Regions from separate parts of the Homo sapiens genome. Here region 1 is linked to region 2. Evidence: chromatin contacts called from ENCODE Hi-C data. All regions are on one chromosome and are shown on one strand. Each heading gives the region's core, a stretch centred on a gene start or an enhancer-like site at or near the end of the contact. The rest is flanking DNA. Distances are from core to core; before and after follow the strand shown.

Evidence for each region. A loop is a pair of places that touch in the nucleus more often than their neighbours do. Pooled maps may share reads with other maps.
Region 1: a pooled map shows a loop between it and region 2 (11-fold over the local background). The contact joins two enhancer-like sites. A Hi-C loop is called at or near these places in 4 of 37 single-sample maps with no recorded cell type and 4 of 50 pooled maps.

What each region holds. Positions count from the first base shown.
Region 1 is chr11:115,872,164-115,876,760 of GRCh38, reverse strand. The region is part of intron 2 of LINC02698 (long intergenic non-protein coding RNA 2698); the gene reads right to left. Among named protein-coding and RNA genes, the nearest start is that of LINC02703, 45 kb to the left of the region's middle. Within about 2 kb of position 2,825, at least 3 of the 41 ENCODE cell types and tissues checked have a DNase peak (open chromatin) inside an H3K27ac peak, as active enhancers do.
Region 2 is chr11:115,219,490-115,223,829 of GRCh38, reverse strand. All of the region lies in intron 5 of CADM1 (cell adhesion molecule 1), which reads left to right. Among named protein-coding and RNA genes, the nearest start is that of CADM1-AS1, 180 kb to the left of the region's middle. RefSeq lists an enhancer at 482-1,290. Within about 2 kb of position 1,254, at least 6 of the 41 ENCODE cell types and tissues checked have a DNase peak (open chromatin) inside an H3K27ac peak, as active enhancers do.

The DNA of each region.
Region 1 (4,597 bases), core at 1,576-4,075, 650 kb before region 2:
GGGGAACATAACACACCGGGGACTGTTGTGGGGTGGGGTGAGTGGGGAGGGATAGCACTGGGAGATATACCTAATGCTAAATGATGAGTTGATGGGTGCAGCACACCAACATGGCACATGTATACATATGCAACAAATCTGCACGTTGTGCACATGTACCCTAAAACTTAAGGTGTAATAATAATAAAAAAAGAGTGTAATTCAAAATATTAAGAGAATATAGAAAACTAATATGATACTCTTGATCGAAGCATGGAAAGCAATTAATAAAACCCAACACCTACTCATGGTAAAAGCTCTAAGTGATATAGAAATGAAAATTATTTTATAAGAAAAAGTTAAAAAGAAACAGCCAACAACAGTCTTAATGAGAAATATTAAAGCTTTTCCTTCAAAGATGAAAACAAGACAAGGATGGACTTCTGTTAGAAAAACATGTACTGGAGCTTCTAGCCAGCACATTAGAGAACAAATAAAAATAAAAATTGTAAAGGGATAGTGAACACTGTCAATATTTACAGATAATATTATATTAAACATAGAAAATCCAAAAGAATATATGATAAATAATCATAATTTAAAAAATTATTGAGAAAGGTTGTTGAAAACAAGGTCAATATGTAAAAACCAAATATAAGTGTATAATACTAGCAAAGAGCTGGAAAATAGATTATTCTTTAGATATTATAACCTAGTCATAATAGCATCAGAAAATATAAAATAGTAATAAATCTGATAAAAGGTATGAAAGACTTCTACACATACATACACCCCCAAAAAACCCTATAAAACATTATTGGAAAAATTAAAAGATCTAAATTCATAAGCATTAAAAACTAAATACTGTGAAAACATCAATTATATCCAAACTGAGCTATATATTCACTTTAATATCAATCAAAATGTCAATAGTTTTTCTTTATTCCTTTTTTCTTTGTGAAATTGAAAATGTATTATTTTAAAATGTACATAAAAGCACAAATGGCCAAGAAGCTAAGACATTCCTTAAAGAAGAACAAAAAGGTAGAAGGATATACCACTAAACTATAATAATTAAGATAGTGTGACATTAGTACAATGATAGTTAAATAGACCAATGAGGTGGAAGAGAGTTTAGAAAATACCATACATGTATGGACATTGGCTTCTGAGACTGTGGAACTGTGGGAATAGGACAATCTTTTCTATAAATAATATTGGAACCCTCGGATACCCATATACAAAAAATAAACTTGACCTTTATACCAGAGCATATACAAAAATTAATTTCAGTTGGTATTCATATCTGAAAGTGAAAGCACTATAAAGATTCTATGTGATAATATAGGATATTATTTCTATGGACTTAGGAGAAAAACAGAAATTATTTAGAAGCACATAAAAGTACTAATCATGAAAGAAAAGGCTGTTAAATTAGACTACACTAAAACTAAGAACTTCAACTTATCAAAAGATACCATGAGTAGAAAAAAAAAACATGTGCTCAGACAGAGAAGTTATTTGCATCCATATAAAGTAAGCAAAGATTCAATCTAAAATATATGAAGAGCTCTTACAAATCAATAAAACACAGACAATTAATTAAAAAGTGGGTGAAAAGGGGACTTCATAAGAAAAGATATTTCAGAGGCCGGTAAACATATGAACGTGATCAACCTTATTAGTAATCAAGGAAATGAAAACTAAAACCACAATGAAACACCACTACACATCTACCAGAGTAACTGAAACTCACAAGATTGGTAATAGCAAGTGTTGGCAAGGTTGCGCAGCCACTGGAGCACTCAGACATTGTTGATGGGACTGTACGTTGGTACAATTACTTGGAAAACAGCTTGGTATTACCTGCTAAACTTAAACTTACATATATTCTATGACCCAGCAGTTTCAATCCCAAGTAAATATCCAGCAGAAATATACACATGTGCACCAAAAGACACGTACAGGCTGGGCAGGGTGGCACACGCCTGTAATCCCAGTAACCTGGGAGGCTGAGGCAGGAGAATTGCTTGAACCCAGGAGGTAGAGGTTGCACTGAGCTGAGATCACACCACTGCACTCCAGCCTAGGCGTGAGACAAAGTGAGACTCCGTCTAAAAAAAAAAAAAAATTGTGCAGGGATGTTGTTCATAGTAACATTATTTATAATAACCCCAAAGTGAAAACAATCCAAATTCTAACAGTGGAATAGACAGATGAATGGGGTATATTTGTACAGTGGTAAAGTATACAGCAATGAAAATAAACTGCTGTATGCAACGATGGGTGACTCTCATGTATATAATAGTGATCAAAATAAGTCAAATACAAAATAATATATAGTATAAGTCTATTTATATAAAGTCCCAAAATAGGCAATATTAATCTATAATCTTAGAAGCCAGAAGAAGAGTAACCTCTGGATAAAAATAAGCCTCCAGAAGTAGAAAGAGAGTAGTGAGGGGGAGGAGGGGACAAGAAGAGAGCATCTTGGATGCTAGAGGTGTTTTATTTCCCAATCTAGGTGACGGCTTCCTAGGTGTCTATTGCATGATAATTTGTGGAACTATGTAGTTTCGTGTTTTGTGTGTATTTCTGTATGAGTGTTATATTTCAATTGAAAAAACGTTTTAAAGAAAAATAAGCATAATGTCCATGATAAACTAGAAATAGTTTAAGCCCTCGGCTGCATAAGTGGATTGAAAAGGAAAGGTCAAAGGAACTTTGTGAAGGGAGGATAAATTAATGAAAACAGGGGTGTACTTCAAATAGCAAATTCACAGTAAATGGAGGTTATTTTTACAAAGTCAACTCTCAACTTCCTTTTTTTCGTTGTCTTCATAAATCATGCAAAGCGGGCTGCCTGCCTTGGCAGTTCCATACTAAAATTGCTCCACATACACATTCATGTGTCCTCCCCTATTTGAAGGTAAACAAGTCTCAGCCAAGACAAAATTGAAAAAGTTTGTAGGGTATTTCTTTTGTCTCCAGTTTCTTTCTGTAGCTTTGGTGTATTTTTTCAAGTTCACTGGGCTTGCAGTCAGAACCTCAGGTACAAGTTCAAACTAAATATCTCTTGTTTCATAGTCACTGGTCCTGGGAATAGTTACTTGACAGCTCTGAGCCTCAGTTTCCTTTTTTGCACAACAGGAAGAATACAAATGCCTGCCTCCCAGAATTGTGAACACTAAGTGACACAAAGCATACACACACACACACACACACACTTCAAACCTCAAGGTGTACACCTGAAAGGGACTGCTCTCCCTCCCCGCCCATCTCCTTGGCAATGCCCATTTCAGGTGTTAACTCTTTTAACCCTCCCCCCTGTATCATAGCAGGGAAGAATCTGATATCAGTAATTTATATTCCAAGGATTGATTGATTATTCTCCAACTGGAGCTCAGCCAGGCATTTGCATTTTATGCCTTTTATTCCTAATTGTGGCATGAAAGTCTTTTTCCCTTGTTAAAAGAATCTGAGACATCAGCAAGAAGGTGGAGAGCTCCAGGGGCAGTGAGGGGAAGCTTGAAATCACATTAGCCAGATTCTGCTGTTCTGAAGGTGAATCTGATTGAGCCCTTTTCAAGTGCCTTTTATTTTGCTGGAGATGGAGTGTAGTCAGAGGGACTGCCCCCGTTAAATGGCCCCTGCTCTGGTAGACTGGGTCAGGGAGAAGGTATGCAGTCATCTGAGGATATTGAAGTCCCAAGCCATGCAGATGATAAAAGAAAGTGAATCCCTCAGCCACTATTTTTAGGACCCAAAGCCTGCCTCACTCCAAGGGAGGGCAGCTACAGTCCTGCCCTCCTACCACCCCTTACACCTCTTCTGGTTTGAATTCAGCTCTATCTTCTCCTCCAATTCTCCTAAACTTCACCTAATCACTGCCACCCCTTCCCTCTGTCCCATGCAACCCCGAGGACTTTCAGCATCATTTTATTTCACTTTTAAAGACTGTTCCTACCTTAATCTCTCTCACCCGGTAGCCTAACGTTTATTCCTAGGCCTCGTTTATAAAGTCTACATTTGGTTATAATATTTCAGAAATATGTTTTTGTAATTTTTCTCCTTGGTTAACAAAGATGTTGCTGTCCTGAATATGTTTAAAAGAAAAAGGAAGTTGAAACAATACAGGAAACTCAAGAGGAACTGGCAGGATGAATTGGTGCAAATTGCTAAGTACACAAGGATGGCGTAAAGGAGCATATTGTCTGACCAGAAAAACCCGACTAGGTAGAGAGAGGGGAACTCTCAAGATCTTGTGTAGTCCACCAAAAAGTGTCTGAAGCTTTGACTTGGATAAATAGGTGCTGGGCTGAAACCAAGGAAGGCAGACTTTCTAAGATGGGATTCAGGTGGCTGCAAAGGGAGTTGTTTGACTCAGCATTGAGAGGCAGAATTTGGGCAGCCAGCAAGAAATGACGGAGTTAACCAGACATCCAACTAAAGGAATACTAGGTGTGAAATAAGGCAGATGAGCTTGTTGAGCCCCTGGTTTCAGAAATGAGGAGATGCACCTGTGATGGATCCATCTAACTATAGCTTGGCCTGAAGAGGAGCTCACACCAGAGAGGTTGTCTCGCACTTGAAGTGGCTGGATGAGCATGGCAGAGCA
Region 2 (4,340 bases), core at 5-2,504:
TTGAAGCTAATTTTTTAACCTATTATTTCTTTGTGTTAACACAGAGTAGTGTTGGTTCCAAGTTCCTGATATTATAAGGACTATAGATTGTTAGTGATACAATCTGCAGTACCAAAAGTGTCAAGAGGCTGAGTAACCAGTATTCAAAATACAAAGAGTGAGTGTTGGGCAAATACATCGTGAGCAAGACTGGAATAACCCTTAAGGGAAAAGCCTTTGCCTTTATACCTGCCTTCTGAATGCATACCCTGCAGAAAGAGGCCTGTTTTACTAAGAACCACCTCCTCTCATCTCACTGACCTTAATGTATTTGTAAAAGATGTGTCTGTGTGGCTGTGGACATTGAATACTTACATAGTGAAACCAGTCTTCTAATGCACATACTTCACTTAATGGTTTTTAACTCAAGGTTAAATTTTGATTGTGTGGAAGGTTAAATAGTTGTGAAGCTGGCATCTAAAAATCTAAAAGGAATGGTCAAACAACATCCTTTCTGATTTCCTGTAAGACACCACTTAGAGACACATCGGAAGTGCTAAATAAATGTATGGTGAAGTGGAAATATGTAAAGCAGAACACCTGGGCTGAACCTCTGATTTGGGCGGCTGGATTGACCTTCCAAAAGAAAAACAAAATTATATTCTGTGATGAGGACTAACGGGAACTCGTGATCTGATTTTATTTATTTTTTAATCAGTAGTAAAGGTGGAAGGAGAAGTCCATGCCCCAATGTTTCTTCACTTTCTCATTCACTTATTCCTTCATTCATTCATCCAGCAACTATGTCTTGAATGCTTACTGTGTGCCAGTCCCTGGCACCGTTCTAGTTACCAAGACTTCAAGAAACAGAACAAAACAAAACAAAAAAACCCCTCTCTTGTTACAGAGGGAAGATTCTTGTACAGAAAATCTTGCTATAGGGATTTTCTTGCCCAGTGTTTGCTTACAAATGATGAGAATTGCTTCCAAGACATGGAAGAATATTCTGTGAGTATGTACCCCCATTTAAAAAGCAGTGGGAACAAAGCTTTCTGCCACCACACCATGGGATCAAATTTGATTCTTTTTTGTAAACAGTAATTCTAATACCCACAAACCTACCTGAAAGTTGCAGCAAGAGAAGACTGCATTCTACTGTGGTATTGGTCTTACGTCAGTCCCACCAGATTTGACTCATCCCACTCACAATCGTTCAGCCCTCTTCAGGAAGCCCAGTTTCAGTACTATGAGTCATAACAACAGATGTAACAGCAGGAGGTTCTTCACCTTGCAAACAAACAAAATAAACGGCAGTGAAAATTATTCATGAATGTATTATGACAATAGAAAGCAAATATTTTGCAAGATGTTCTCTTTAACTCCTCTGAGAGCTCTGTGTGACTCCGTTCATTCACCAATCCCAGTCACCTGGCATTGCTAGACATTGCCCTCCTTTAGTTGCAAAGCTGTCCTCCCCCAACAATTTAGACAGCCATATTGTAGGGGTTGATTCTTGCTTTGAGCTCAAACAGCTTCTAACACTCACCAAATCTCAGGTTAATCTTTGCATTGTCGTTCTACTCCAAACTCCAATAATCCTCCATGATTGACAAAGACTCTTCAGTCAATGCTTCCTCACTTGAATGCACAGGGGCTGACCCAGACCCGCTACCCAGACATTCTGATATCATCTGTGCTCATGCTGCCCTTGAGTTCTCCCTGGTAGGACTTGAAACAATTAGCACTTGATCCACAAGCATCAAATCCCCATACTCCTTGGTGTTTCAGAATATTGGGTGAAATCTAAGTAAGAAACATGAAGAAGAGCCTGTGTCCCAAATGCAGTTGCAGAAACAGATTTGCACTCAAGCCCCTGGACCTAGTTGCATTGAGCACATCAAAGAAAATATGACACCTGCATTTCCTGATTTAGAAATTCTTAGGAAGAGAGGGAAGGTTGTGGGGACTCCAGGGATAATAGGTCTCCCGCTGGCATGTCTCCTGCCAGGGTATGAGGATGCCTTTTCCACTGACTCAGCTCTGCTCCTCTCTGCTACCCTGGAAGGGTGACATCCCAGTCATGAAGAAACTGCAAAGTACCTTTTTCTAAATAAAGGAATGCAAAGACCTGATACGTTAGTGTTTGGACCTACAGAGGAGACTGTGTCTTTTCATTTACATAGGAAACTGAAATACAGGTTCAGAATCTTGAGTTTCATCTTCTGAAAAGATCACAGAATGTGGTGCAAGGTCAGACTGGCATGAAATCAATTGTAATCTGCCAGCAACCCATTCCAACCTCTTTAAGAGTTTCCTTTTATATATTTTTTCCCTTTATAGAGAGAGCAAAGTACATTTAAAGAAAGTCTCATCAAATCAGAATGTCTTTCTAATATTATTTTTTTAATTGGTTGCTACTGTAGTGTGACCTAAAGCCTCCTGGTGTTTAACCCTCTGTGCAACTTTGACTAATGAACAAATTTGTCTGCTATAGCAGTCTTGCTAAATGTCTTTTACAGGGTTTAAAAAAATTCACAGTGTATTATGAAAACCTCAGATCCCTCGACCTAATTGATTGGCTGTTGATGATGCCATGTCTATAACTGTAATGTTCTTTAAGTGTACAGACCTAACTATTTTTCTTATTTTTATATAGCAGTTCCATTTTATAATGACATTAAGCCATTCTGAGTGATACATTTCTGGGCAGTTATTGCACTTGGGTAGAAAGTATCGTCTGGCTTTTGGCCTCATGCCTTACAACACCAACCGAGGCGTAAAATGATCCCCCAGAAAATGTACTAGGCTTTACCTCATTACTTAAAAATAAATCTTGGAGGCTGGTTCTGTTTCAGAAAAGGTTTGGTGGGTTATAACATTTGATTTATGAACATAATTAAAATATAAATGATGAGCTCTGGGCTATTCAATCAGCCATCTGGATTGTTTGGTATTTTGACATATTCATATCGTAGTTAGGCTCTTCAATGGAAAATTTAATGTCCCTTAGTTCTAGAGGTGCCAGTGGAATCCCAGGGTTTCTATTCCACCTGTTGAAAACGCTTAAGTTTCTCTTTCAGGACAAAGGAAGGGGAACAGAATTTATTTTTAAGTTTCCATCACCCAGGGATAGATCTCGGCACATAGACCTTCTATAATATTTGATTCCTAGGCTGGGCGAGAGGATAGCTCATCTGCCCGTGGTCAGATAATATGCCTATAAATACTGCATGTGTCAACAGAGGGGAACATTTTTCTGTATAATGCAGGCAAGACTAACGCTTACCTTTTCAGCCAGCTATTACGGTAACTGTGGCAGCTGTAGCCATAAGTAGATAGTAGATGTTTCTCCAGAACTTAAAGAGTAAATTGGGAAAATCAGTTATCAAAACTGAAGGTGTATTTTTTGTGATTTAGTAAATGGTTTTTAAAATAAATTTTGGGTATAACAAATCCTTAGCTTGTTCTTCCCAATTTATGTGAATAATTGGCAACTGATAAACAGCTCATTAGGAACATAAAAAAGCATTTAACTAAAACTCAGTGGTACTGAAGAAGCAGGGTGGATTAAGTTTTTCAACACTGTCTTTATTATTGATGGAAGTTGAGCATGTAAAATCCTTAGTGCACTATGCTGAAAAATATGCCCTCTCTGTTTGCTTGTAAATTACATTAAGGAAAAAAGAAGAAAAACAAAATCCTTCCACATAGGCCAGCAAGCATTCTGCTTCTTCTTAATTAATGGCCAAAGTCAGCAGTGCATGAAAAACGTAGCCTTTCTGTAGATCAGAGATTAACCTATAAGCAGATGTTACATTTCAGCCCAAATTTTGGGCTTTAAATTTAGCCTCACCCAGAAGGTTCATGGGTAAGAATGATAGAGGTCCCCTAACTAGGAACTCTAGTAAGTGCTGCTGTTTCTGGGTATGAACTGTGAGGTAGCAGGTCTTCTGTTTTCTGTGTGTCCAGTGTCATAACCTTCTTCTTTCATTTTTTTTGTATCTTTTTTAAAAACTAAACTTCACTAACTAGTGTGTGTGTGTTACACGACTACAAACAATAAACCCACACCTGATGCCCAGCAGTTGTAGTTAGCCTAATATGTGGCCTCTGTCTCTGAAAGGGGGTGCCCAGGAGCTCTTGAGCCACCCAGTGCTGGTTCAAGGTCATCCTGTTTATCCTTTACAAGCATTTCTGCTTTTCTTTAATGACTACCTTCCCGACCCAGTTATCAGTATCTGGAAACCTCAACACCATTTTGCTCTTAAACAGTTTCTTTGCCAACGTGTCCAAGAATAGAACTGTGTAACTTGCAAGGGTCAGCTGGAGCTTCTGGGCTTGTTAACTTTACGTTCTCTGGC